Linked DNA regions of Homo sapiens: all the other regions are linked to region 2. Evidence: chromatin loops called from intact Hi-C (ENCODE). Cell type or tissue: dorsolateral prefrontal cortex. All regions are shown on one strand. Links, peaks and the distances in the headings refer to the core of each region. The heading gives the core; the rest is flanking DNA.

The links. A loop is a pair of places that touch in the nucleus more often than their neighbours do. Peaks named below come from ENCODE experiments on the same cell type or tissue, not always from the same donor. Only the 100,000 strongest peaks of a DNase experiment are listed, where the experiment ranks them.
Region 1: it touches region 2 in a loop (4-fold over the local background); 13 of 110 quality-filtered maps call a loop at or near these places.
Region 3: a loop joins it to region 2, with 2.5 times the contacts of the local background. A loop is called at or near these places in 19 of 110 quality-filtered maps.

The regions. Positions count from the first base shown.
Region 1 is chr19:39,182,803-39,192,796 of GRCh38, forward strand. It overlaps a transcript of PAK4 not described here. Among named protein-coding and RNA genes, the nearest start is that of NCCRP1, 9.2 kb to the right of the region's middle. In dorsolateral prefrontal cortex, for the core only: CTCF peaks have their summits at 4,623 (motif pointing left) and 4,824; a DNase peak (open chromatin) is centred at 4,619.
Region 2 is chr19:39,046,746-39,056,739 of GRCh38, forward strand. It overlaps the pseudogene LOC124904801. Among named protein-coding and RNA genes, the nearest start is that of FBXO27, 19 kb to the left of the region's middle. RefSeq lists an enhancer at 5,729-5,778. In dorsolateral prefrontal cortex, for the core only: CTCF peaks have their summits at 5,701 (motif pointing right) and 5,902; DNase peaks (open chromatin) are centred at 5,706, 6,266 and 6,756; H3K4me3 peaks cover 294 bases; H3K27ac peaks cover 3,954 bases.
Region 3 is chr19:39,106,498-39,116,491 of GRCh38, forward strand. It overlaps ACP7 (acid phosphatase 7, tartrate resistant (putative)), which reads left to right. Exons shown (of 13, transcript NM_001004318.3): 12 at 450-587; 13 at 3,556-4,996. The coding sequence ends at 3,621. Among named protein-coding and RNA genes, the nearest start is that of PAK4, 14 kb to the right of the region's middle. RefSeq lists an enhancer at 3,937-4,006. In dorsolateral prefrontal cortex, for the core only: a CTCF peak has its summit at 4,057 (motif pointing right); DNase peaks (open chromatin) are centred at 4,074 and 6,049; H3K27ac peaks cover 3,235 bases.

The DNA.
Region 1 (9,994 bases), core at 1,374-9,373, 140 kb after region 2:
AGTGAGATTCTGTCAAAAAAAAAAAAAGACAAAAAACAACAGGTACGGTGGCTTACACCTGTAATCCCAGCAGTTTGTGAGGCCGAGGTGGGCAGATCACCTGAGGTCAGGAGTTCAGGACCAGCCTGGCCACCATGGTGAAACCCTATCTCTAGTAAAAATACAAAAAAATTAGCCAGGCATGGTGGCGGGTGCCTGTAATCCCACCTATTTGGGAGGCTGAGGCAGGCGGATTGCTTGAATCCGGGAGTTGGAGGTTGCAGTGAGCTGAGATCACGCCACTGCACTCCAGCCTGGGCAACAAGAGCAAAACTCCATCTCAAAAAAAAAATAATTTTCATTTGTAATAGGTATCAGAATGGGGAAAAATATTTGCAGAGTCTAGCACTGATAAGATATCTTCTTAACAAGAAAAAGAGACCAGCCATAACAGGACAATGGGCAAAGGATATGAACAGGCAATTTAGAGAAGAAAGAACTCAAAGCCCAGTAAGGGTGTTCACAGCTGCTCAAACTCGTTAGTCATCAGAGACATGCACGTTCAAACCGTGCGGCGGTATTTTACACCATGAGTCTGATAAAAACAGATCCAGCTTAGTCAAGTGTTGCACATATGTATCTCCCAATGATTCCAATAGTCACACCCGGGTGACTTCCCAAAGAAACTCTCTGGACCTGAGGAAGAGTCGATGAGGACGTTCACTGTAGCATTATTTGTGGGGTGGAGCTGGAGGCAGGGGCATGTCCACCCCAGGGGAGTGGGTGGCTAAACAGAAGGGGTGCACCCCCAAAATTCCTGTCCAGACAGCAGGTAAGAAAAACAATAATAAGATTCATAATACAAGGCTGGGTGTATAAATAGCAAATTATGGACATAAAACAATGGTCCTCATTTTGCAAGGTTAGGAGACTCATTTGCATATTAGCATGGCTGCCACTGGGGAGGGAGAGGGGTGAGGGAAAGAATGAATGAACTGCAGATCTTGGGAGAAATGAAGGCCTTGAAGGCCACACTGAGGCTTGGTTCTCTAAGCAAAGGGGAACTCCCTTTTGTGTGGCTTGGGGCCTGGTCACAGGTATTTAATATAAAAATAAGCCAGGTGATCCTAACATACAGCCAGGATTGAGAATGGGAGAATGGGCTGGGCAAGGTGGCTCACACCTGTAATCCCAGCACTTTGGGAGGCAGAGGTGGGTGGATCACCTGAGTTTAGGAGTTCCAGACCAGCCTGGCCGACATGGTGAAACCCCGTCTCTACTAAGAATACAAAAATTAGCCACGCATGGTGGCGGGCGCTTGTAATCCCAGCTACTCGGGAGGCTGAGGCAGGAGAACTGCTTGAACCTGGGAGGTGGAGGTTGCAGTGAGCCAAGATCGTGCCATTGCACACCAGCCTGGGCAACGAGCGAAACTCCATCTCAAAAACAAAAAACATTGATCGAAGTCTGGCTGTGTTCAGGGGCTTTGCTAAGCTCCTAGTTTTGCGCCATTTAACTCCTGTAGTGGTTACCACCCCCCAAGGAAAAGGTTCCCCCCACCAAAAAAAAAAATAGATTCCCCCCCACTCACAAAAAAAGATAGGTCCACGGAAAATCTGTGAGTGTGGCCTTATTTGGGAAAAGGGTCTTTGCAGATGTGTCCTGAGTTAAGGATCTGGAAATGAGGTCACCCTGGTGTATCCGGGTGGGCTCTTATCTACTGAAAAGTGTCCTTTAGAGAAATGCAGAGGAGATTTGGGGCACACAGAGAAGCAGCCATGAGTCAGGAAAAGCCAGGGGCCTTCCAGGAGAAGCCAGAAGGGGCCAGGAAGCAATCTGTCCTGAAGGCTTCAGAGGGAGGAGAGCCCTGTCCACACCTGCACTTCAGACTTCGGCTTCCAGAACTGAGAGAATACAGCCAGGCATGGAGGCTCACGCCTGTAATCCCAACACTTTGGGAGGCCAAGGCAGGTGAATCACTTGAGGCCAGGAGTTCGAAACCAGCCTGGCCAACATGGCGAAAACCTGTCTCTACTAAAAACACAAAAATTAGCCGGGTGTGGTGGTGGGCACCTGTAATCCCAGCTACTCAGGAGGCAGAGGCAGGAGAATTGCTTGAACCTGGGAGGCAGAGATTGCAGTGAGCCGAGATCGCACCACTGCACTCCAGCCTGGGCAACAGAGCGAGACTCGTCCTCAAAACAACAACAACAACAACAAACCAGAACTGAGAGAATACATGGCTGCTGTTTCAAGCCACCACGCTGGGAATTTGTGATCGCAGCCCAGGAAACATGACCCTCGTAGCCGCCTTCTGCGGAACTACTGTACCTTCCTTGGCCTGTTTCACAGATGAGAGACAGGAACAAAGATGTCAACCTGAGGTCACAGAGCCAGAAAGTGATAGAGGCAGGATTCGAATCCTGGCATCGGGCCTGGGAGTTCCTGCATATCCTCACCATGCAGCACTGAGAAGTGGGTCAGGGCTCCCTTCACTACCCCACTTGTGGGACCACAGTTACCAACAGAGAAGTGCCTGTGTCTTCCCAGGTGGCTGGTCACGGAAGGAGGGCAGGCCCCAAGCCGCAGACTCCAAAAGGGAGGCTGTCGTCCTAGGGTGATCCATGGAGACTTGGGGTGGAGAGGTGTTGGCTGGGGGATGAGATGGGGCAGCAAGCAGGGTCCTGGACTGCCCTTGGGGGACACGGGGGCAGCTCAGAGCCACGCTTGGGGACTGCTGGATTATACGAAGGTGAACTCTCTGTTCCCTCCTCTCCCTGCATCTTTTTTCTTTTCTTTTTTTTTGAGATGGAGTCTCGCTCTGTCGCCCAGGCTGAAGTGCAGTGTCGAGACCTTGGCTCACTGCAACCTCTGCCTCCTGGGTTCAAGCAATTCTCCTGCCTCAGCCACCTGAGTAGCTGGGATTACAGGCACAGGCCACCACGCCCGGCTAATTTTTGTATTTTTAGTACAGACGAGGTTTCACCATGTTGGCCAGGCTGGTTTCGAACTCCTGACCTCAAGTTATCTGCGCGCCTCAGCCTCCAAAGTGGTGGAATTACAGGCATGAGCCACCGCGCCCAGCCTCCTCCTACGTCTTTGTCTCTGCCTTCCTTTGTCTCTCTCTTTCATTCTCCTGCTTAGTCTTTTTCATTATTTGAACAGGTGGCCCAAGCCCATGGTACAAAATGTAAAAGATCCCAAAGGGAATAAATGGGAAAATCAGCCTCCCTCCCACCTTACCTCCTTCCCCATGCCCAGCCTCTCAGTTCTGCTCCCCAGAGGCAGCCACTGATACAAGTTTCTTGTGCTTCCTTCCAGATATGTCTGCATGTACCAGGAAATACTTACATGCATATACAGACATGTATTTTCCTTCATACAGATAGCATAATGGGCCAGGCACGGTGGCTCATGCCTATAATCCCAGCACTTTGGGAGGCTGAGGCGGGTGGATCACCTGGAGTCAGGAGTTCGAGACCAGCCTGACCAACATGGTAAAACCCCGTCTCTACTAAAAGTACAAAAATTAGCCGGGCATGGTGGCTTGCGCCTGTAATCCCAGCTACTTGGGAGGCTGAGGCCGGAGAATCACTTGAACCCGGGAGGCAGAAGTTGCAGTGAGCCGAGATTGTGCCATTGCACTCCAGCCTGGGCGACAGAGAGTCTGTCTCAAAAAATAAAAATAAAAAAAATGTTGAATGTTGGCATAACGGGCACATCCCTCTGCCCCTTACTTTTTCCTACTTAACAATGTATCTTGGTGGTTGTTCCCTGCTGGTACATAAAAAGCAATTTTGATCCTGTTAGCGGCTGTGTAATATTCCATTGAACAGAGGAACCATGAATGATAGGAACAGCCACTGTCACTGGACATTTAGGGGGCTTGGAGTCGTTTGGTGTTTTTTATTTTATTTTGTTTTTTATTTTATTTTGAGACAAGGTCTCACTCGCTCTGTCGCCCAGCCTGGAGTGTAGTGGCACAATCTCAGCTCACTGCAACCTCCGCCTCCTGGGCTCAAGTGATTCTCCCACCTCAGCCTCTCAAGTAGCTAGGATTACAGGTATGTGCCACCACGCCTGGCTAATTTTTTTATTTTATTTTATTTTATTTTTTATTTATTTATTTTTTTGAGATGGAGTCTCGCTCTGTCGCCCAGGCTGGAGTGCAGTGGCGTGATCTCGGCTCACTGCAAGCTCTGCCTCCCGGGTTCACGCCATTCTCCTGCCTCAGCCTCCCAAGTAGCTGGGGCTACAGGTGCCCGCCACCACGCCCAGCTAATTTTTTTGTATTTTTAGGAGAGACTGGGTTTCACCGTGTTAGCCAGGATGGTCTCGATCTCCTGACCTCGTGATCCACCCGCCTCGGCCTCCCGAAGTCCTGGGATTACAGGCGTGAGCCACCGTGCCCGGCCAATTTTTTTCTTTTTTGTAGAGATGGGGTTTCACCATGTTGCCCAGGCTGTTCTGGAACTCTTGAGCTCAAGCGATCCTCCCGTCTTGGCCTCCCAAAGTGTTGGGATTACAGGGGCCCTCTCTTCCTGTTTTCTGGCTCTTTGTGTATCTTGTTGCTGTCTCTGCCTCTCCCTGTCCACACTCTTCCCTCCTTCTATCCAACCTCAGTCCTGCCTCTCTGTCGCCCCCTGCAGGGTGAAGTGGGCTCACTGCCCCTCCAACCTCACAAACCTCTGTGGTTTGTATCTGGGGCAGACAGCACCCACCCCAGCCCACCTTTCTACTACCCCTGCCCCCTCCCGACCTGGCTGCACTTTCCCACCCTCCACAGCCCTGATAGAGAGCCCAGGATCTGCTCCCCCAGCCCCAGGTGCCCACCCTCCAGGACCCCTGCCCTTCCCCCTCTACCAGCAGGCTTGGGCCCCAGGACGTGCTGACTCCTGGGGGTGACAGGTTTTGCAGCAGGTGCAGTGGGAGCTAGGCTTGGGCAAGTTGGAAGCGGTGCCTCGGCTGGGTCAGAGCCTCTTCCTCCTGCCGCCCAGCCGGGCCTTCCTGCCCTCCCTGCCCAGCAAGCAGAGCAACGTCAGGTCAGCCCTGGGCTGGGGACAGACAATAAACAGACCTGCCCAAGGCCCTGCCCTGGTGAGGATGACATTCGGGCAGGGTGAGAGACTGTGATCCAGTGACAGCCACACGCACAGAGGTATTTACAAAGCATGCTGAATGCAAGAAAGGACGAATGGGGTGTGATAGAGAATAGCAGGGAAGGGGAATTTATCTGGCCTGGGGATGGCCCAGCTCTCTTTCTTTGTACCAGTAGAGAACAATCACCAAACCATCTTGTTAGGCAGAAAAAAGCAAGAAGGGTGTGTGCCGTATGACAAGGTGACTTGTTTTGTTTTGTTGAGACAGTCTCTGTCACCCAGGCTGGAGTGCAGCGGCACGATCTTGGCTCACTGCAGCCTCGACTTCCCAGGCTCAAGTGATCCTCCCACCTCAGCCTCCGAAGTAGGTGGAACCAGAGGCACTTCCCACCATGCCTGTTTTTTTTTGTTGTTGTTTGTTTGTTTTTGGTAGAGACAGGGGTCTCGCTATGTTGCCCAGGCTTGTCTCAAACTCCTGAGCTCAAGCCATCCTCCTACCTCAGCCTCCCAAAGTGCTATAATTACAGGCACTGCACCAGGCCAGTTTTTTTGTTTTGTTTTGTTTTGTTGAGACGGAGTCTTGCTCTGTCACCCAGGCTGGAGTGCAGTGGCACTATCTCAGCTCACTGCAACCTCTGCCTCCCAGGCTCAAGCGATTCTCCTGCCTCAGCCTCCTGAGTAGCTGGGATTACAGGCATGCACCACCATGCCTCGCTAGTTGTTGTATTTTTGGTAGAAACGGGGTTTCGCCATGTTGGCCAGGCTGGTCTTGAACTCCTGACCTCAAGTGATCCGCCTGCCTCAGCCTCCCAAAGTGCCCGGATTACAGGTGTGAGCCACCATGCCCGGCCATTGGCCGGCTTTTATTATTTCATCTAGTTCCCTGGTTGTCGACAAGGTGATGCTTCCCAGATTTTCATCTCAGCCCCGACCCCTCTCTCAGACTCCAGCCGGTACATCCAGTTGCCCCTGGCATCACCCCTGCGGATACCTCGTACTTCACATATATGCATGGAGTACTTGATTTCCCAAGAACCCCCTCAAAGAGCTGCCCCATTCTGTCTGACCTCATCTCCCCTTCATTCTCTTCACCCCACACTGGCCTCCGTGCTCTTCCCCAACCCACCAAACCCCGTCGCACCTCAAGGCCTTTGCACTGACTGTTTCCTCTCCCAGAATGCTCCTCTCCTAGGCCTTTGTGCAGCTAATTCCTTCCCCTTCTTCAGGTTTCTGCTCAAATATCACCTCCTCCGAGAAGCCCTCCCTGACCACCCCAACTAGGCAAGGCTTCCACCTGCTCTTCTCTGCCCTGACAGCGCATTCTTCACCTTCAAGGCACTTAGTGCTGTTTGTCAATTAACTAGTTACTTGTTGAATTGTAACTAGTTAATTGACATCCCTTCCCCCACAAGGCTGCAAGCCCCGTGGGGACAGGAATGGTGTCTGTTCTTTCACCACATTACACCCCAGTGCACAGGGCTTGGCCATTGAAGGCATCTCATAAACATCTGTTGAAAGAACAGGTGGTAGAAAGCAATGAGAGGCTCCGGACCTTGTTTGCTTTATAAAAATTATATTTTTTATCAGCCTGGGTAACATGGGGAGACCCCCATCTCTACAAAACATTTAAAAATTAACTGGGCATGGTGGTGTGTGCCTGTGGTCCCAGCTACTTGGGAGGCTGAGGTGGGAGAATCACTTGAGCCCAGGAGGTTGAGGTTACAGTGAGCTATGGTGGTGCCACTGCACTACAGCCTGGTGACAGAGAGAAACCCTGTCTCAAAAAAAAAATTACACTTAGGCTGGATGTAGTGGCTCATACCTGTAATCCCAGCACTTTGGGAGGCCACAGTGGGTGGATCACCTGAGATCAGGAGTTGGAGACCAGCCTGGGCAACATGGTGAAACCTCGTCTCTAGTAAAAATACAAAAAAAAATTATTTGGGCGTGGTGTCACATGCCTGTAATCCCAGTTACTGGGGAGGCTGAGGCAGGAGAATGGCTTGAACTTAAGAGGCAGAGGTTGCAGTGAGCCGAGATTGCACCACTGCACTCCAGTCTGGGCAACAGAGTGAGACTGTCTCAAAAATTACACTTAAAAGTGTAATAGGCTGGGCACAGTGGCTCATGCCTGTAATCCCAGCACTTTGGGAGGCTGAGGTGAGCAGATCACTTGAGGTCAGGAGTTTGAGAACAACCTGGCCAACATGGTGAAACCCCATCTCTAGTAAAAATACAAAAATTAGCTGGGTGTGGTGGCAGGTGCCTGTAATCCCAGCTACTCGGGAGGCTGAGGCAGGAGAATCGCTCCAACCCGGGAGGTGGAGGTTGCAGTGAGCCAAGATCGTGCCACTGCACTCCAGTCTGGGTGACAGGGCGAGACTCCATCTCAGGAAAAAAAAAAAAAAAGTGTAATACTTAAAAGAAGTAATACGCATAAGTGATACCAAATCCAAAAGTTTCAAAGGACATAGAGTACAAAGTCATTGTCCCCACCTTGCCTGTCTCGGACGCCACCAGATCTCGCCCGCAGAGTCACTTTCTGGAAGAGATCTGACAAATCTTCATTTTATATACATATATATATATATATATATATATGTATGTATATTTTCTTCTTCTTTTTCTTCTTCGGCATCCATTTTGAAGCACAAGGCCCACTGTTCCATATCTTGCTCTTCTACTTAATAACTGCCTCGTAGATACTTTCTTATTAGCAACATAGAGAGAATTGGCATACTGTTTTTGTTTTGTTTCTTATTGAGGTATAATTTACATACAATAAACTACGCCCATTTTAAATCTACAGTTTGCTGAATTTTGACAAATGTATACACCCATATAATGACAACTGCAATTAAAATGGAACTTTCTCATCAGCCCACAGCATTTACTCTTGTGCCTTTTTGTAGTTAAGCCCCACCAGCCTCGTGAAATTACAGACCTGCTGTATCTGATTCTAGATTAGTTTTGCTTTTTCCAGAACTTTAGATAACTGGAATCACATAGTCGGTACTCTTTTATGTCTGGCTTCTTTCTTTCCTTTTTCTTTATTGTTCTTTTGTTTATTTATTTACTTTGAGTCGGAGTTTCACTCTGTCGCCAAGGCGACACTGAGCAGTGGTGCAATTTTGGCTCACTGCAACCTCTGCCTCCCGAGTTCAAGCGACTCTCGTGCCTCCCGAGTGGCTGGGATTACAGGCGTGCATCAACGCTTGGCTAATTTTTGTATTATTAGTAGAGACAGGGCTTCATCATGTTGGCCAGACTGGTCTTGAACTCCTGAGCTCAGGTGATTCGCCCGTCTCGGTGTCCCAAAGCGTTGGGATTACAGGCGTGATCCGCCGCGCCCGGCTTTCTTTTTTCTTTATGCTCTAAAATCTATCACTGGCCAGGCCTAGTGGCTCACACCTATAATCCCAGCACTTTGGTAAGTCGAGGCAGGACTATCTCTTGAGCCCGGGAATGTGAGACCAGCCTGGGCAACACAGTGAGACTCCCATCACTACAAAAAATACAAAATTTGTAAAATAAATAAATTTTAAAAATGTATCACTGTATTGCCTGGCTTCTTTCATTCATCACAATGTGTTTGAGAGTCATCTGTGTTTTGTATGTACCCATAGATCATTCCTGGGCTGGGCGTGGTGGCTCACACCTGTAATCTAACACTTTGGGAGGCCGAGGCGGGAGGATTGCTTGAGCTCAGGAGTTCGAGACCAGCCTGGGCAACATGAGGAGACTCCCTGTCTCTACAAAAAAATACAAAAATTAGTTGGGCTTGGTGGTGTGTGTTTGTGGTCCCAGCTACTTGGGAGGCTGAAGCAGGAGGATCGTTTGAGCCCAGGAGATGGAGGTTGCATTAAGCCGAGATCGTGCCCCTGGACTTCAGCCTGGGAGACAGAGCCAGACCCTGTCTCAAAAAAAAAAAAAAAAAAAAAAAAAAAGGTGATTCCTCTCCTTGCTGAAGTGTGCTCCATTGTGGCCATTCCAGTTAGTTTATGCACCCACTCGTTGCTGGGCACTCGGGTTCCCCTCAGTTTGCAGCTGTTATGAAAAAGTACCGTGACCAGGTCTCTGTGTGGACAATGTTTTCATTTCCCTTGGCTAACTACTTCAGAGCAGGGTCACTGTGTCGTAGGTTGTGCATATTTTTTGTTTTATAAGAAATTGTCGGCCAGGTGCAGGAGCTCATGCCTGTAATCCCAACACTTTGGGAGGCCGGGGCGGGTGGATCACAAGATCAGGAGTTCAAGACCAGCCTGGCCAATATGGTGAAACCTCATCTCTACTAAAAATACAAAAAAATTAGCTGGGTGTGGTGGTGCATGCCTGTAATCTCAGCTACTCAGGAGGCTGAGGCAGGAGAATCGCTTGAACCTGGGAGTCGGGAAGTTACAGTGAGCCAAGATCACGCCACTGCACTCTAGCCTGGGCGACAGAGCAAGACTCTGTCTAAAAAAAAGAAAAAAAAGAAAAGAAATTGTGCAATCCTTTTCCAACGTGGTCATACCACTGCTCGTGCTTTCTGTACTTCGTGATATATGAGACGTGGCTTTGGGGAAGAGGGACTGTGTTGGTCACCCAGGCTTTGACGTATTTGGGAAATAGCCTGTCGGGGCTGAACCCCCATATTAGGGACTTTACCATCCCCCTGCTGGAGAGAGGGGGACGTTTGGGACTTATTGTTAGAATGCACTTGGAGGCCGGGTGCAGTGTGGTTCACCCCTGTCATCCCAGCACTTTGGGAGGCCGAGGCTGCAGTGAGCTGTGATCAGCATCACTGCACTCCAGCCTGGGCAACAGGGAAAGATCCTAACTCAAATAATAATAATAATAATAATAATAATAATAATAATAATGCACTTGGCTTTGCAGGGCCCAGCTGTGGCCCTGGATCCCTTGGATTGAAGTAA
Region 2 (9,994 bases), core at 1,346-9,345:
GGCTTTGTGGTCTGTGGTAGGAACTTACTTTTCCTCTGAGTGAGATGCAGCCATGGGAGGGTTTGAAGTAGGGATGTTATCTGATTCAGGCATTGTGATATTGTGATTTACAATAAGATATATGTACAATTGGCTGGGCGTGGTGGCTCGGTGGGAGGCCGAGGCAGAAGGATCGCTTGAGGTCAGGAGTTCAAGACCAGCCTGGCCAACATCGTAAAACTCCGTCTCTACTAAAAATACAAAAATTAGCTGGACATGGTGGTGTGCACCTGTAGTCCCAGCTACTCGAGAGGCTGAGGCAGGCGAATTGCTTGAACCTGGGAGGTGGAGGTTTCAGTGAGCTGAGATCATGCCTCTGCACTCCAGCCTGGGTGACAGAGCTAGACTCCATCTCAAGAAAAAAAAAAAAAAAAAGAAACATCCTTATCATATCTTGCTGGACAAAAGTCCAAGGAACACCATGATGATATCCTACTGGAACAAGGGCCAGAACTGCCTTATCATGGGAGCGTCTTATCAATATCCTGCTGGGCAGCAAGCCATACTGCCCAGACCCCTCCCACCCATACCTATAAATTGCCCCAGCCTGTAAGCAGTGATGGGCTCTGGCATTAGGCTGGTCCCCCACTTCTGTAAGTTTTATGCTGGACATAAAGCCTGTATTTGATGTCCAGCCCCCCCTTCTTTCTGTGTATCTTTCTTTAACCCTCACCATCGCTTCAAAACCTAACAAAGACGGGTTCTCACTATTTTGCCGAGGCTGGTCTTGAACTCCTGAGCTCAGCCGATCCTCCTGCCTTGGCCTCCCAAAGTGCTAGGATTACAGCAGTGAGCCACAGCACCTGGCCTGAAATTTTTTTAATTAATTAATTATTTTGTAGAGCCACGATCTTGCTATGTTGCCCAGGCTGGTCTCAAACTCCTGACCTCAAGTGAGCCGCCCGTCTTGGCCTTCCTAAGTGCTGGGATTACAGGCATGAGCCACCACACCCAGTGAGTGTCAGAACTGAACTGAATGAGAAAACACCCAAGTGGTGTCTGCTGTCAAATTGCTTGGTGTGGGACAGAAAACCCCCCTATACACCCAGAGTCCCTGAAGTATTCTGTGTTGTGAGAATACAGCAGGAGAAACTGGATTTGTTTTTCTTGTGTGGGGGGACAGGAGGAAGTAAGGAACAGAGAAAGAAGGATGCTGCTCAGAGACAGGTGAGACAGGAGGGTGGACCAGCCCAGGACCGGGGCATAGGAGCCAGGAGAAGTGGCTAATTCTGGATAGATTTGAGGGTGCCCACAGGATTTGCTGAAGAATTGGGCATGGGATGCTGGGCCACACAGAACACGTTCAGGATATCAGGCGATGTTTTTTGTGAAGTCCTTGTCTATAGAAACAGTTTGATTGAAAGATGTGGCCAGGTGTGGTGACTCACGCCTGTAATCCCAGCACTTTGGGAGGATGAGGTGGGAGGATCCTTTCAGGTCAGGAGCTTGAGACCAGCCTGGGCAACATGTAGAGAGCCCATCTCTATTTTTTTAAAAAAGGGAAAAAGCAATTTAATTTCTTTTTTCTTTTTTGACTAGAGACAGGGTTTAGCCATGTTGCCCAGGCTAGTCTGGAACTTCTGGGCTCCAGGGATCTGCCCACCTTGGCTTCCCAAAGTGCTGGGATTACCAGCACCCTAAAAAAAGGAAAATTTTAAAAAAAGAAAAATTTGTTACAAAATTCATGGACCTAAGTGAGGTATAGTGATTTATCAGTGATAGAGAATAATGCACAGAGAAGAGGTACTTAGGTATTTGCTTTTTGTTGAACCCACCACCGTGAAATCCACCAAAGCGTCCAGGTACCATCTCCTCATGTCCCTTTTTTGTCATCCTGTGTCATTTTGGGCTAATTTAATATCCCTCAGCATGCAAAAGAGGCAGCATTGCTGTTACACTCAACATCCTTGCTTCTGCTGATCTTTTTTTTTTTTTGAGACAGAGTCTTGCTCTGTCGCCCGGCTGGAGTGCAGTGGTGTGATCTTGGCTCACTGCAACCTCCGCCTCCTGGGTTCAAGTGATTCTCCTGCCTCAGCCTCCCAAGTAGCTGGGACTATAGGCATGCGCCACCATGCCCGCTAATTTTGGTATTTTTAGTAGAGACGGGGTTTCACCATGTTGACCAGGATGGTCTCGAACTCCTGACCTCAGGTGATCTGTCCACCTCAGCCTCCCAAAGTGCTGGGATTACAGGTATGAGCCACCGCGCCTGGCCACCTCTGCTGATCTCTATGGCTATCTGTTTAACACTGGTCACATCGTTCCTCATGACACTGCCCCAGGAGGCTGCTTCATCTGTTGTGACATCCATGAATACCGGCTTCTGGTGACTTCGTCAGAGGTTTTCTTGGGCTGAGTGGATGACAAACACAAATGCCAATGCCAATCTTTATTCTTCTTGTCAGACAGTAATGTGCTGATGTCATAAGAAGGCTTAAAAGGGAGGCGCATTGTATTACTCCGTTTTCACGCTGCTGATAAAGACACACCTGAGACTGGGTAATTTATAAAGAAAAAGAGGTTTAATGGACTGACAGTTCCAAGTGTCTGGGGAGGCCTCACAATCATGGTGGAAGGCAAAGAGCACGTCTTATATGGCAGCAGAGAAGAGAGAGAATAAGAACCAAGTGAAAGGGGAGAAACCCTTACAAAACCATCAGATCCGCCGGGCACGGTGGCTCACGCCTGTAATCCCAGCACTTTGGGAGGCCGAGGCGGGCGGATCACGAGGTCAGAAGATCGAGATCATCCTGGCAAACACAGTGAAACCCCGTCTCTACTAAAAATACAAAAAAATTAGCTGGGCGTGGTGGTAGGCGCCTGTAGTCCCAGCTGCTAGGGAGGCTGAGGCAGGAGAATGGCGTGAACCCGGGAGGCAGAGCTTGCAGTGAGCTGAGATCGCGCCACTGCACTCCAGCCTGGGTGAAAGAGCGAGACTCCATCTCAAAAAAAAAAAAAAAACCCATCAGATCTCGTGAAACTTATGCACTACCAAGAGAACAGTATGGGAGAAACCGCCTCGATGATTCCATCATCTCCCACTGGGTCCCTCCCACAACACATGGGAATCATGGGAGCTACAATTCAAGATGAGATTTGGGTGGGGACACAGCCAAACCATTTCACGCATCTCACTTAAGAGCATGAAAACCCAATCATCAAGTTTACGAACTACAAAAGGATCAAATGCAAGTCTTTTATTTATTTATTTATTTATTTATTTATTTTTGAGATGGAGTTTTACTCTGTCACCCAGACTGGAGTGCAGTGGCACGATCTTGGCTCACTGCAACCTCTGCCTCCCGGGTTCAAACAATTCTTCTGCCTCAGTGTCTTTTAAAAATTTTTCAAATATTTTTTAGCAGTGGTGAGGTCTTGTTCTGTTGCCCAGGCCGGCCTCGAACTTCTGGTCTCAAGCAATCCTCCAGCCTCTGCCTCCCAAAGTACTGGGATTACAGACGTGAGCCACTGCACCCAGCCAAAAGCAAGTTTTTGTTTGTTTGTTTGTTTGTCTGTTTGTTTTCTGAGACAGAGTCTCGCTCTGTCACCAGGCTGGAGTGCAGTGGTGTGATCTCGGCTCACTGCAACCTCTGCCTCCCAGGTTCAAGTGATTCTCCTGCCTCAGCCTCCCATGTAGCTGGGATTACAGGCGTGCACCACCACGCCCGGCTAATTTTGTATTCTTAGTAGAGATGGGGTTTCACCATGTTGGCCAGATTGGTCTCAAACTCTTGACCTCATGGTCTACCTGCCTCGGCCTCTCAAAGTGCTGGGATTACAGGTGTGAGCCACCGCGCCTGGCCCCAAAAAGTTTTAACCAGAGTAATGTGAGCAAGAACTTTTCTGGTCATGTTAAATGATCATATTTGGAATTTCCTGGTGGAAATGTAGAACCACACACCTTCCACCCAAGTCTGTCTTTAGGCCACCATCCCCGCATTCAAAAAGCCTTTTTTTTCTTTTTTTTTTAGACAGGGTTTCACTCTGTCACCCAGGCGGAGCGATCGCAGTTCACCTAAGCCTTGGCCTCCCAGGTTTAAGCAATTCTTTCACCTCAGCCTCCCGAGTAGCTGAGACTGCAGGTGCATGCCACCACGCCTGGCTAATTTTTCTGTATTTTTAGTAGACATGGCGTTTCCCTGTGTTGGCCAGGCTGGTCTCAAACTCCTGACCTGAAGTGATCCACCTGCCTCGGCCTCCCAAAGTGCTGGGATTACAGGCATGAGCCACCACACCCAGCCAAGATTTTTAAAACTTTTTACAATTTTATTTTTAGAGCTGAGGTCTCACTATGTCACGCAGGCTGATCTCAAACTCCTGGGCTCAAGCGATCCTCTTGCCTCAGCCTCCCAAAGTGCTGGGATTACAGGCGTGAGCCATCGTGCCTGGCCCCTAGAGTCCTTCAACACTGACCTTGTCTTAGCCTTCAATATCCCTGCAACCTGTGAGAATAAGCAAAGCAAATACAGTGACCACGTGTCTGTCCCTCCTGGAGCCCAGCTGTAGCTGACCGGAGAGCATCGGGTGCCCATCATGTTGTGGAGTCACGGTCTCGAAAACCCTGGGAGGGGAGAGGCACAATTTGCCCATTATGGAGAAGAAACTGGCCAGTTCTTCAAGAGCTTGATGTCTCTTTTCCTGGCAGCAGGAGTTACAGGCCATGAATACTAGTTTCTGTGGGAGAAATAAAGGAATCTTTGCAGATGGCAAGGGAAAAAAACAGCTCCTTTCTAAAAGGACATTGCCTGCCAGGGACGGTGGCTCACGCCTGTAATCCCAGTACTTTGGGAGGCCAAGGCAAGCAGATCGCTTGAGCTCAGGAGTTCAAGATCAGCCTGGGCAACATGGTAAAATCCTATCTTTACAGAAAAATACAAAAATTAGCTGGGCATGGTGGCACACATCTGTGATCCCAGCTACTGGGGGAGGCTGAGGCAGGAGGACTGCTTGAGCCCGGGAGGCAGAGGTTGCAGTGGGTGGAGATCAGGCTGCTGCACTCCAGCCTGGGCAACAAAGTGAGACTCTGTCTCAAAAGAAATAACAATAATAAATAAAATAAAATAAAATAAAGGGGCATTGCCTTATTGTAAATCCAAGTTTACTAAGTAACTAGCCTCAGTCTAAACACTGGGGAAAGTACAATTCTGAGATGATAGGCCGTTTAGATATGAAGTACCAGATGACATCCTACGTGTATATAATCTGTATTTTGGCTGGGCATGCTGGCTCATGCCTGTAATCCCAGCACTTTGGGAGGTCGAGGCAGGTGGATCGCTGGAAGCCAGGAGTTTGAGATCAGCCTGGCCAATGTGGCAAAAACCTGTCTCTACTGAAAACACAAAAATTAGCTGGGCATGGTGGCAAGCACCTGTAATCCCAACTACTTGGGAGGCTGAGGCAGGAGAATCGCTTAAACCCTGGAGGAAGAGGTTGCAGTGAGCCGAGATCGCGCCACTGCACTCCAGCCTGGGTGACAGAGCGAGACTCTGTCTCAAAAAAAAGAAAAAAGAAAGTTGATACATGGACCCATCTACCTGGCTCCACGCTAAGAGGTGGTCATGGACCATTGATGACCCAGTGTCCTGAATGTGTCCTGTGCCCAGGGTACGTCCAGAAGCTTCGTGGCAGCACCATTCTGGTGGCCGCCAGGGGGCGCCATGTGCTTGCCAGGCAGCAGTCCTGGAACTGGGGTCCAGCCACAGGGCCCCAGGACCACGCCACAGGGCAAGAGTCCTAGAGTTCCTGGTAGTTTCCAGCTGAACCTATGCACACGGGGTCGTTGGTGGAGGTGGAACTAGATCTCTGCAGAGCACCCTAAAGGGGAGAAACGGGACAGGCCCACACAGGTCTTGGTCTGAACTGGGAGTACCCTGCCCTGAGAGCACTGTGGCTTGGCTGGCCCCAGCTGCTGGAGAGGGACTTAGAGGAAAGTGCCACACAGTGTAGGATGCCCACTTGCCTGGTCCAAGGATGCTCCTGGTGGGTGTGAGAGAAACAGCAAAGTCCAGCATTTCCAGACTTGGATTTCTCCAAGGTTTCCAGTCATGTTGCCATTTATTGGGAAGGGGAATGGTGCAGGACTGGGGGAAGGAATAGGAAAATCAGGGCTTCATTTTGGGGAAACTGAGGCTCAGAAAAGCCCACAGGCACCGAGCAAGGATGTGAAACCATTTCCCTCGTAACCCCCGGGCGACACCGCCTGCCCCAGTTCCACGTGAGGTTGTAAAGCACTGATGCTGCTGAACATTTTCATAAATGACTTCATTTAGTCTCATCAACAATGAGCATTTTGATCCCATTTAGGGGGAACAAAGGGAGGCTCAGAAAGACCTTGCCGAGGCCTTAGATGGAGGAGGTGGCAGATTTTAGTGTGCTCTGAGTCCAGGCCCACTTTAGGCTCACAGAACCACCTCAACCCCTTTCTGCCCTAGGCCGGGCTTTTCCGAGCCTCCCTCTGCCCACTTGCCTCCTCCTTCCAGGAGTCAGGGTACTGGGGGGCTTCCCGCCTGCGCCCAAGGGGCCATAGGGCCTCATTCCCATCCATTCCTGCCTCTGTGCCTTGCTCTAACCCAGCTGGCCACAGCCCCACCTGGCCCAGGTGCCGCCGGCCCTGCTTGGTCCCCATACAAAGGCCTGTGGGAGAGGCTGGGAAATTGCCATCCACCTGGGGACAGTGGGAAACAGTCATCGTCAGCCTGTCCATATCCAGGACACCGTGCTGCATCCTGGCTCACAATCAGGAACCAGAAGGCAGCACGGCCCCCACAGGGCTGGCACGGGCAGCCTCACTGTGGCCTGTGCCCTGGGCAGTACCAGGCAGCTCCATCCTGTGGTACCCAGGCTGAGTCCATCTCTTACGCCCACGCCCAACCTCTCAGCAAACCCAGGCAGCTCCAGGTGCACAAAATCTGCACAGCACCTGCCCTTTCTCGCCCGACCATGGCCACCACCCTGGCCCCATCCACCCCTGTCTCCATCTGGACCATCACTCCCATCCACAGACTCCCTGCTCCTTCCCACCCCACCCTCGCAATCTGTTCCACAGCCACAGGGAGACTGTGAACACCTGTGTCACTCCTCCGCCCAGAACCCTCCCGGGGTGCCATCCTGCCCTGAGTAAAGGGCAAAGTCCTCCCCTACGGCCCACCAGGCCTCACATGATCTGCCCCGCCCCACTCTGACTCTGTGGCCTCCCACAGCCTCCTTGCTCACCCAGCCTGGCCACTGCTTATTATTCTGTTCCCACCACGGGGACTTTGCTTGGCTGCCCCTCCCCATAGGTCACTCCCTACCCTCCTTCCAATGTTTGCTCAAATCTTGCCTTCCCAGCCAGGCTTCCCCTGACCACTGCCTTTAATACTTTAACCACCCTGCCTTTTTTTGAACTCCTAATTTTTTATTTTTATTTTTATTTTTTGAGATAGGATCTAGCTCTGTTGCCCAGGCTGGAGTGCAGTGGCGTGATCATAGCTCACTGCAACTTTGAACTGCTAGGCTCAAGGGATTCCTCCTGATTCAACCTCCCAAGTAGCTGGGACTATAGGTGCACACCCAGCACTTATAATTGTAATTTTTAATAGAGATGGGGTTTCACTATGTTGCCCAGTCTGGTCTCAAACTCCTGGCCTCAAGTGATCATCCCACCGCAGTCTCCCAAAGTGCTGGGATTGCAGGTGTGAGCCACCACACCTGGCCACCACACTGCCCTTTTTACCCCCTTTGCCTACTCTGATTTTCTTGGAAACCTTCCATAGACTTCACAGCTTCCTCTCACCATCCCACTCATCCAGCCACTGGCCATGGCCACCTTCCCTGTTACTGTACGCAGGCTCCAGGAGGGCTGGTCAGCTCAGCCTCTCTGCTGGAGTCCTTTATTAGTTTCCCATTGCTGCTGTAACGAATTACCACAAACTTGGTGCCTTCAAACACATTTATTCTCTTGCTGCTCTGGAGGCCAGAGTCTAAAATCAGTTTCACTGGGCTGGAGTCAAAGGAGCGGAAGGACTGCCTGCCTTCTGGAGGCTCGGGGGAGCCATTCATTGCCTCTCCTGGCTTCTGGAGGCTGCCAGCATTCCTTGGCTTGTGGCTGCATCACTCCAATCTCTGCCTCTGGAGTGATTTTGCCTTCTCCTCTTCTGTGTGCAACCTCCCTCTGCCTCTAATTTATAAGGACACTTGTGACAGCATATATGGCTTACCAGGTAGTCCAGGATAATCTCATCTCAAAACCATTAACTTGGCCAGGCGCGGTGGCTCATGCCTGTAATCCCAGCACTTTGGTGGGCCGAGACAGATGGATCACCTGAGGTTAGGAGTTCGAGACCAGCCTGGCCAACATGACGAATCCCTGTTTCTACTAAAAATACCAAAATTAGCCAGGTGTGGTGGTGCGTGCCTGTAATCCCAGCTACTTGGGAGGCTGAGGCAGGAGAATTGCTGGAACCTGGGAGGTGGAGGTTGCTGTGAGCTGAGATTGTGCCATTGCACTCCATCCTGGGCGACAGAGCGAGACTCCATCTCCAAAAAAAAAAAAAAAAATCATTAATTTACATCTGCAAAGACGCTTCTTTTGTATAACATAACATTTATAGGTTCCAGGGATTGGGTTGCTGTCTTAGTCTATTCAGGCTGCTAGAACAAAATACCATAAACTGGGAGGTTTAAAAAATTTATTTCTCACAGTAGTAAAGCCTGGGACATTCAAGATCAAGGTGCTGGCAGATTCGCTGTCTGATAAGGGCCCTGCTTCCTCATAGAGGAGGTCTTCTCCCTGTGTTCTTACAGAGTGGAAGAGGCAAGGGCTCTCTCTATGGCCTGTTTTATAAGGGCACTAATCCTATTCATGTGTACTTTGCCCTCTTGACCCAATCACCTCCCGCAGGTCCCACCTCCTAATACCATCACCTTGGGGGTTGGGATTTCCATATATGAATTTTGGGGGTTTTTTCTAGAGACAGGGTCTCTCTCTGTTGCCCAGGCTGGAGTCACAGATCACTGCAACCTCAACCTCCCAGGCTCAAGTAATCTTCCCACCACAGCCTCCCAAGTGTCTGGGACTTCAGGTGCATCCCACCATGCCTGGCTAATTTTTTTGTAGAGATAGGGATCTTACTATGTTAGCCAGGCTGACCTTGAATTCCTGGGCTCAGGCGATCCTCCTGCCTTGCCCTCCCAAGGTGCTGGGATTACAGGCGTGAGCCACTGCTCTTGGCCTCAGTATGTGAATTTCAGAGGGGATACAAACATTGAGACCATCGCATACCTGAATATATTTGGGGGTCGTTATTCAGCCTACTGATAATCAGGTCCTGACTGATGGTGGTTCTAGGAGAACAGAGCCTCAGGGAAGCTCATCTGCAGCTGGTTCTCTAATCTACAGGGCTTAAGAGCATCATCAACCCTGTTGCCATGGTTAAGGGGGCACTGGTAGTTCACAACATGCAGAGACAAAATGGTGACTTATACTGTGACCTGTCGTCACCTGTCATTTACAGGGTCAGGTCCATTCTGCACTGGTCTCCCTGTTGAGCAAGGACGGTGGCCATTGTCAGTCCAGGCTCCCCACTTCCTTGTTCTTTTTTTTTTTGATAGAGTCTCTCTCTGTCACCCAGGCTGGAGTGCAGTGGCACGATCTCTGCTCACTGTAACCTCCGCCTCCTGGGTTCAAGTGATTCTCCTACCTCAGCCTCCTGAGTAGTTGGGATTACAGGCGCCCGCCACCACGCCCAGCTAATTTTTGTATTTTTAGTAGAGATGGGGTTTCACCATGCTTTCCAGGCTGGTCTGGAACTCCTGACCTCAGGTGATCCGCCCACCTCGGCCTCCCAAAGTGCTGGGATAATAGGCGTGAGCCACTGTGCCTGGCTGCTTGTTCTTATCCCTTTTTTTTTTTTTTTTTTGAGACAAGGTCTCGCTCTGTCACTCAGAGTGGAGTACAGTGGCGCGATCATGGCTC
Region 3 (9,994 bases), core at 644-8,643, 59 kb after region 2:
TTGTGAGTATTATTGTGGCCAAGTCTTTTTGTTTTTGTTTTTGTTTGAGACAGTGTCACTCCGTCTCCCAGGCTGGAATGCAGTGGCACAATCTCGGCTCACTGCAACCTCCACCTCCTGGGTTCAAGCAATTATCCTGCCTCAGCTTCCCAAGTAGGTGGGAGTACAGGTGCCCACCACCACACCAGGCTAATTTTTGTATTTTTAGTAGAGACAGGGTTTCACCATGTTGGCCAGGCTGGTCTCTGACTCCTGACCTCAAGTGATCCGCCCTTCTTGGCCTCCCAAAGTGCTGGAATTACAGGCATGAGCCACTGCGCCCGGCCTCTATGGTGGTCAAGTCTTCACTGTCTTCCTTGAGGGCAGCAGGGTCCTGGGCTAGCAGGTCATTTCTGCTTCCCCGCGGGTCCTCCACCTGCTCTGGGTCTGATCAGTTCTCCCCGCCCCAGGGCTGTGAGGAGCGGCTGACGCCCTTTGCTGTCTTCCCGAGGCCCTGGAGTGCCGTGCGTGTGAAGGAGTACGGGTATACGCGGCTGCACATCCTCAACGGGACCCACATCCACATCCAGCAGGTGTCGGACGACCAGGTCAGTGAGGGGCAGGCCGAAGTCACCTGACTGTACAGCCAGGCCCCTCCAAGCAAATGAGCTGTTAAAAACGTGGGCTCGGCCGGGCGCAGTGGCTCATGCCTGCAACACCTGCAATTTGGTGGGGCTAAGGTATGAGGATCGCTTGAGTCCAGGAGTTCAAGACCAGCCTGGGTACCATGGTGAGACCTAGTCTCTACAAAAAATACAAAAAATGGCCAGGCACGGTGGCTCATGCCTGTAATTCCAGCACTTTGGGAAGCCGAGGCAGGCGGATCACAAGGTCAGGAGATCGAGACCATCCTGGCTAACATGGTGAAACCCCTTCTCTACTAAAAATACAAAAAAAATTAGCCAGGCGTGGTGGCAGGTGCCTATAGTCCCAGCTACTCGGGAGGCTGAGGCAGGAGAATGGCGTGAACCCGGGAGGCAGAGCTTGCAGTGAGCCGAGATCGCACCACTCCAGCCTGGGCGACTGAGCAAGACTCTGTCTCAAAAAAAAAAAAAAAAAAAAAATTAGGCCAGGTGCGGTGGTTCATACCTGAAATCCCAGCACTTTGGGAGGCTGAGGTGGGCAGATCACTTGAAGTCAGGAGTTAGAGACCAGCCTGGCCAACATGGTGAAACCCCGTCTCTACTAAAAATACAAAAATGAGCTGGCCATGGTGGCGGGTGCCTGTAATCCCAGCTACAAGGGAGGTTGAGGCAGGAGAATCACTTAAATCTGGGAGGTGAAGTTTGCAGTGACCCAAGATGGCACCACTGCCCTCCAGCCTGGGAGACAGAGTGAGACTCTGTCTTGGAAAAAAAAGGAAAATTAGTCAAGTGTGGTGGCAGATGTCTGTAGTCCCAGCTACTTGGGAGGCTGAGGCAGGAGGATCACTTGAGTGCAGGAGTTAGAGTTTGCAGTGAGCTATGATCTCGCCTCTGTACTCCAGCCTTGGCAACAGAGTGAGACCCTAACTCAAAACAAAAAAACGAACAAATGTGGACTGTAGAACTAGAAACCTGCTCCTGCTGCTTACCAGCTGAGTGACCTTGAGTCACTCATCTAATTTTTTTTTTTTTTTTTTGAGATGGAGTCTCGCTCTGTCACCCAGGCTGGAATGCAGTGGTGCAGTCTTGGTTTACTGCAACCGCCACCTCCCAGGTTCAGGCAATTCTCCTACCTCAGCCTCCCGAGTAGCTGGGATCACAGGCGCCCACCACCACACCCGGCTAATTTTTTGTATTTTTAGTAGAGACAGGGTTTCACTGTGTTGGCCAGAATGGTCTCGAACTCCTGACATCAGGTGATCTGCCTGCCTCAACCTCCCAAAGTGCTGGGATTACAGGTGTGAGCCACTGTGCTGGGCCCACTTATCTAACTTCTTTGCCTCAGTTTTCCCATCTGTGAGAGGGGATAATCATAGTTTCCACCTCACAGGACTACATGGGGGTTGAAGGACTTATTATATATAAAATGCTTAGAAGAGTGCGGAACTTGGTAAATTCTGTAGGTATTTACCATTGTGAGGCAGGGGAAGATAAAGATGGGGGGTGGGACACAGGTAGGGGAAAACAATAAGATGAGTATGTGGTACAGGTGGCTTAAGGTTAGGTGGATCCAAATAATAATGGCTCACCTTTCTTTATTTTTGCCATTGTAGTTTTAAAATAATGACAATATTTATGATTTATTGAGCACCTACTGCATACCAGGCACTGCCTAGATGCTCTGCATTTAGTAGCACTTTATTTATTTATTTGTTTTTGAGACAGAGTTTCACCCTGTCGCCCAGGCTAGAGTGCAGTGGTGCAATCTAAGCTCACTGCAACCTCCACCTCCCAGGTTCAAGCAATTCTCCTGCCTCAGCCTCCCGAGTAGCTGGGATTACAGGCACATGCCACCACACCCGGCTAATTTTTTGTATTTTTAGTAGAGATGGGGTTTCACCATGTTAGCCAGGCTGGTCTTGAACTCCTGACCTCAGGTGATCCACCCACCTGGGCCTCCCAAAGTGCTGGGATTACAGGCATGAGCCACCGCATGCGGCCCCAGTAGCACTTTATACACCAAAACAATCCCACAGGAGTGGATTTCCTCTCCATTTTATAGGTGAGGGAACTGAGGCTCAGAGAGGGGAAGTAATTTTCCCAGGGTCACACAGTTGGAGGACGGCCAAGCTGGGATCTGATAGCTACCATTTATCGAGTGGCACATGCACCGGGCGCAGACTTTTGTGTGCATGATCTCACTCTGTTCTCATGATGACTCTGGGCATCTATTACTTTGTGCATTGCATAGAACATGGAAGTTTTGCTCAGAGAGTCCAGCAACATGCTTAAGGCCACCTAGAGGGTGGATGCGCTGGCCAGGTGCAGCAGCTCATGCCTTTGGGAGGCTGAGGCAGGCGGATCACTTGAGGTCAGGAGTTCGAGACCAGCCTGGCCAACATGGTGAAACCTTGTCTCTAGTAAAAATACAAAAATTAGCCAGGCATGGTGGTGCATGCCTGTAATCCCAGCTACTTGGGAGGCTGGGGCAGGAGAATGGCTTGAACCTGGGAAGCGGAGGTTGCCACTGCACTCCAGCCTGGGTGACAGAGCAAGACTCTGTCTAAAAAAAAAAAAAAAAAAAAAAAAGGAGAGAGAGAGAAAGAGTGGATGTGCTGGAATATAAAGCAAGGTCTGTCTGACTCCAGAGTTTGTGCTCTAATAATAGCCTACACTTACATAGCCCTTTCCATATGCTGGGCTCTGTTTACAAATACTATCTCATTTAACTCCCACAACATCTATGATGTGGGTACTGTTACTCTTCCTATCACTTTTCAGATGAGGAAAACTGAGGCCCAGAGAGGCCTAGCCACTTGCTCAGGGTTGTACAGCCCATCAGAGGGCAGAGAGGGGACTGGAACCCAGGCCATGTGGCCCCAGAGTTCAGGCTTTCAGCTCTAACTACTGTCCCTGTTTTTGTCCCTCACAGGATGGGAAGATCGTAGATGATGTCTGGGTGGTGAGACCCCTGTTTGGCCGGAGGATGTACCTCTAGGGATGGCGGCAGCTCTCCTCCAGAAGCCTAGGTTTTGCCGCCTTGGCTGCTGTGACCAGAAACTGCCCAGGCCTGGGTGGGGAGTTGGGTGGGCCCTGACTCCCCTGCCCTCCAGAGGCCCCATGTAGGGTACATGCAGCCCTATGGAGCTGGGGCAGCTGTTCCCTCCTGGAGAGGTGGGAGTCCTGGCTGGCTGTGGAGGGAGGGCAGGTGTGCGGGCACAGAGTGACACACGGCAGGTTTCTGCTGGCAGGGCCCCACCCTCCTGCATAGCTCTGATCGGGCGAGGTGCCCACGGGGCTTCAGGAATGAAGAGGCTTAAGCTCTGGCTCCATGGATTCTGCACATCTGCGGGGGATGCCGCTGGGCTTCCTCCTCTCCTGCCCACCTGGCAAGGGCATCGCCAGGTGGGCACAACCGTCATGACACTACTCACCAGCAGGTGGCGTCAGGGGCTTTTTCTTCTGAGCCCGGCACTGAGAGTTGGTCTGAAGCCTGGCTCCTTCTTCACTGCTCCAGGACTGCTATGAAGAGTCCCTTCATGCCTCAGTTTCCCAGCCTGGCACCATCTTATTCGGGAAGAGGAGACGTGTTAACACTCTTGCCTCCTAGCTAGGACAGATGACAAACCGCAAGAGCCACAGACTTGCCAGTTCCTTCCCTCTTTCCTTCCTTTCTTTCCCTTCTTTTATTTATTGAATCATAATTTATTGAGCATCTACCATGTGCCAGGCTCTGTTCTCAGTGCTGGAGAGACAGCTGTGAATGAGACAGAGATCTCGGCCCTCACAGAGCTGACATCCTAACCAGAGAGTTGGACAAAAATCACGATAAATGAGTTGGTTAAATAGCGATTTGTGAGTAGAAAACGCAGGGACGGTGAGAGAGCAGTTTCAATTTTCAGGGGGATCTCACTGAGAGGGCAACATTTGATCTGAAGGAGGTGGGGAAGGAGCCAAGTGGGCAGACATCTGGGGGAAGAGCATTCCAGGCAGAGGAACAGCCAGTGCAAAGGCCCTGAGACAGAAATGTGCCTGGCCGGCTGGGTACAGTAACTCACATCTGTAGTCCCAGCACTTTGGGAGGCCGAGGCGGGCAGATCACTTGAGCCCAGGAGTTTGAGACCAGCCTGGGCAACACAGCGAAACCCTTTCTCTACCAAAAATATGAAATTTAGCTGGGCATGGTGGTGTGTGCCTGTAGTCCCAGCTGCTCAGGAGGCTGAGGCGGGAGGATGGCTTGAGCCCAGGAGGTTGAGGCTGCAGTGAGCCATGATTGCGCCACTGCACCCCAGCCTGGGCAACAGAGCAAGACCCTGTCTCAAAAAATATATATAAATAAAAAAGTTTTAAAAAGAGAAAAATAAACAAAGAAACGTGCCTGCCCTGTTGGAGTGTCCACGAGGAGGCCACTGTGGCTGGAGCAGGGAGAGTGAGAGGGAGACCAAGCTTGAGGACAGGGCAGTGGTGGGGATGGCTTGTATGGAGCCTTACAGGCCACGGTGAGGACTTTGGGTGGAGCCAGGGGAGGCTCTGAGCAGGTGAAGGAAGTGATCGGACTCCACGAGTCACAGGCAAAGGCCCCAGGGCTGACAGCTGCCCCAGGGCCTGCGGGCTCCCAGCCCTGCCAGATGACCTGAGATCTATCTATTCCCCCGTCATGGGGCGCGGTTTCTGCCTCCACAGATTTCATTCCCTCCCACCCGCCCCTCACTTGGCCCAAGGCACGCAGGACTCCTTGCCGTTCCTGGAACACAGCCAGCTCTTTCTCACTGCGGGGCCTGGGCGCTGGCTGTCTGCCCCCTGTGTGCCCTCTCCCCAGCTCATCCCAGGCTGGCGCCTTCTCAACCTCAGGTCTCAGACTCGGTGTCCCCTCCTCAGAGGCCTTCCCTGCTGACCCCAGCTAAAGTAGCCTGTGTTGCTGCCTGCCCCACCCCCGTTTTACTTCGATCTGCAATTCTTTCCTTGATTGGTTAACTTGTTCATTGGCTGTTTACACCCGTAAAGCTAAGTCTGTGAGGGTGGTGACCATGAGTTCAACGCCTCTGCCAAATCCTCCCAGGCCCCTTCTTGGGCTGGATTGGGGACTCTGGGCTCCCCGCTAGTTCCAGTCCTGCGCATTCTAGGCCATCACCGTTTGGGGATGGGTCTCTCTGACTCCCCCACTGGACTTCAACCTCAGAGGGATGGGGCCCAGAGCTGCGTCCCAGCATTGCCCAGCACAAGATAGATACTTAATAAATATTGATTGCCTTAATGAAGGCCACCACATGCCAGGCTCCAGCCGGGCAATGCCAGGGACAGCGATGAATCAGCTACAGTCATGCCCTCTGGGAGCTCGCAGGCAGGCAGGGAAACACGGTTACTCAACACAGGTGATGAGCAGTAAGAGAATCCCGTGGCGGGCCGGGCCAAGACGGTGAGGTCACAAGCTGGACGGTCATGGAGTGCTGTGGCCGCCGACTGAACTGGTGCCCTGTGTGGGTCTGGCATGCCCTGTCCCGGGCTGGGTGAGGCTGTGGACATGCCGGGAGGTGGCAACCTCCACAGAGGGCAGAGGTCAGACACTGGAGTCAAACAGAAACTGGTTCAAATCCCAGCCCCACCAATTCCTGTGTGACCATGGGCAAGTCGGCAACCCTCTCTGAATCTCTGTTTCTTCATCTATAACCCAAGAATGATAATACTCTGTGAGGCTGCCTTGGGGTTAAATGAGATTGAAAGCCTTGGGATCGATATTGATTCCTCTTTTTCTCATGCTCCACATCCAAGTATCTGGAAAATCCTGTTTGCCTTGCCTTCGAAATCGATCTAGACTCTTTTTTTTTTTGACATGGAGTTTCACTCTTCTCGCCCAGGCTGGAGTGCAGTGGTGTGATCTCGGCTCACTGCAAACTCTGCCTCCTGGGTTCAAGCAATTCTCCTGCCTCAGCCTCCCAAGTAGCTGGGATTACAGGAGCCTGCCACCACACCTGGCTAATTTTTGTATTTTTAGTAAACATGGGGTTTCACAGTGTTGGCCAGGCTGGTCTCAAACTCATGACTTCAGGTGATCCACCTGCCTTGGTCTCTCAAAGTGCTAGAATTACAGGTGTGAGCCACTGCGCCCAGCTCGATCTAGACTCTCTACGCTTTTGGCACCCCCAAAGCCCCCACCCTGGTCCTGTCTACACTCATTTCCTACAGACTCCTTGGACTTCCTGCTCCCTCCTTTTCCCGGGAGTCTGTTCCCCACACACAACCAAAGGCACCTGTGAACACCTGCATCAGATCACATCCGCCCCTGCTCAGAGCCCTCCTGTGGCTCCGTCTCAGGTCCACGAGGCCCCAGACGATCTGCCCCTGTCACCCCTGTGTCCTCACCCCCTCCAATCACCCCCCTCGCCCACTCTGCTGCAGCCACACTGGCCTCTGCATTGGACTCCCCACCCACTTTTGCACTGGCAGTTCCCTCTGCCGGGGACACTGTTCCCCCAGGGATCTGTATGACTCCCTTTATCCCCCCCTCAGGCCTTTGCTCAGTGCCACCCTCCCTGACCCTCTTGTTTAAAACAGCTCCACCTAACCGGAGGTCATCAGGTTCGGTGAAATAAGCCAGGCACAGAAAGACAAACCTCGCATGGTCTCACTCATTTGTGGGAGCTAAAAATCAAAACGATGTCATGGACACGGCGAGTTAGAAGGATGGTGACCAGAGGCTGGGAAGGGTGCTGGGAGGCTGCAGGGGATGGGCTTTTTTTGTTTTTGTTTTTGTTTTTTGAGACGGAGTCTTGCTTTTTCGCCCATGCTGGAATGTAAGGGTGAGATACCGGCTCACTGCAAACTCTGCCTCCTGGGTTCAAGCAATTCTCCTGCCTCAGCCTCCTGAGTATCTGGGATTACAGGCACCCGCCACCACACCTGACTAATTTTTATATTTTTAGCAGAGACAGGGTTTCACCATGTTGGCCATGCTGGTCTCGAACTCCTGATCTCAAATGATCCGCCCGCCTCGGCCTTCCAAAATGCTGGGATTACAGGCGTGAGCCACTGCACCCAGCCTCGGTTTTGTTAATGGGCTAAAAAAAAAAGAATGAATAAGACCTACTATTTGATCACACAACAAGATGACTATTCTCAATAATAATTGTACATTTTTAAATAACCAAAAGAGTGTAATTGGGTTGTAACACAAAGGATAAATGCTTGAGGGGATGGATACCCCATGCCTGTATCAAAATATCTCATGTACCCCATAAATACATACACTTACTATGGACCCAACAAAAATTAAAACCTAAGGCTGGGCACTGTGGCTTATACCTGCAACCCCAGCACTTTGGGAGGCCGAGGTGGGAGGATCACTTGAAGTCAGGAGTTTGAGACCAGCCTGGCCAACATGGTGAAACTCCGTCTCTAGCAAAAATACAATTAGCTGGGCGTGGTGATGTGCACCTGTGGTCCAGCTACTCAGGAGGCTGAGGTGGGAAAATCGCTGGAGTCCGGGAAGTTGAGGCTGCAATGAGCCAAGATCGCACCACTGCACGCCAGCCTGGATGACAGAGTGATATCCTGTCTCAAAAGTAAAAAAAAAATTAAATAAATTCTTAAAAAAGTAATAATTAATAATAAAATAAAACAGCTTTACCCTCCATACACCTCCCATCTCCCTTCTCTGCTTTATATTCCTTCAAGACACTGAGGGCTGGGAGCGATGGTTCATGCCTATAATCCCAGCACTTTGGGAGGCCAAGGTGGGCGGGTCACCTGAGGTCAAGGAGATCAAGACCAACCGGAGGTCATCGGGCTGGCCAACATGGTGAAACCCCGTCTCTAGTAAAAATACAAATTTAGCTGGGTGTGGTCATGCACACCTGTAATCCCAGCTACTTGGGAAGCTGAGGCAGGAGAATTGCTTGAACCTGGGAGGCAGAGGTTGCAGTGATTCAAGATAGCACCACCTGCACTCCAGCCTGGGTGACAGAGCAAGATTCCATCTCAAAAAAAAAAAAAAAAAGCATTTAGATCTTGTGACCCACTATATACATACATGTTTGATTATTTTTTTCCTTTTCTCCCCCAAGAGAATGTGAGCTCCCTGGACAACAGGGTTTTTTTGTTTGTTTGTTTTTTGCCAGTTCTGTCCCCTGCTGTTACCTTGGTCACTGGTATATAGTAGGTGCTCAATAAACATGGTTTACGTGGAAGAAAGAAGGAATGAGAAATAAAGGTAAGCTTAGCACAGGGCCTGGCACTGAGGGATGCTTATCAGTAGGAATGACAGTGACTTAGGTGACTCAGATAAAGGCTCAGCCCTCGGGAGCTCCCCGTGGCTGGGTGCGCAGCAGACAGGCACGCAGGACTGGTTGCAACACCTGCCCTGTGTGACGTGCACAGGAAGTTGCAGGTTGCAGGGCCAGAGACCCTGAAGCTTCTGAGAGGCGAAGCTGAGCAAGGTCTTTTTTTTTTTTTTTTTTTTTGAGACAGGGTCTCACTGTGCCGCCCAGGTTGGAGTGCAGTGGTGCAATCATGGCTCACTGCAGCCTTGGCCTCCCCAGGCTCAAATGATCCTCCCACTTCAGCCTCCCGAGTTTCTGGAACTACTAGGCGTGCCACCATACCCAGCTAATTTTTGTATTTTTTGTAGAGATGGGGTCTTGTTATGGTGCCCAGGCTGGCCTCCAACTCCTGGACTCAAGCAATCAGCCAGCCTTGACCTTCCAAAGTGTTGGGATTATAGGCGTGAGCCACCACGTCCCCCGCCACAAGGCTTTCAAAGGCCGCACAGATGCCTACGCTGCAGGCTGGGGTTGGGAGGTAGCGGGTGGTCCCAGAAAGGGAAGCAGGGCCACGGGGAGAGCTCATGGGAAGGCTGGGGGATCCATGGGGCTCTGGATTCATTCATCAATAAGTATTTATTTATTAAACTCCTTTGTTGCTCAAATCAGCCAGAAGTGGTTTCTGTTGATGGCAACTGAGAACCATGAAAGAAACATTGACCCCCTGTGAAGGGAAAACCTTTGAAACTGTGTTTTTTCTCTGCTCTCACACCACAACGGCCAGGTGCGGTGGCTCACACCTGTAATCCCAGCACTTTGGGAGGCCGAGGCAGGCGGATCACTTGAGGCCAGGAGTTGGAGACCAGCCTGGCCAACATGGTGAAAACCCATCTCTTCTAAAAATACAAAAATTAGCCAGGTGTGGTGGCAGGTGCCTGTAATCCCAGGTACTCGGGAGGCTGAGGCAGGAGAATCCCTTGAACCCGGGAGGCAGAGGTTGCTGTGAGCCGAGATCGCACCACTGCACTCCAGCCTGGGCAACAGAGCAAGACTCTATCTCAAAAAACAAAACAAAACGAAACACCACAACAACAATCATCAACATAGACTGTGATC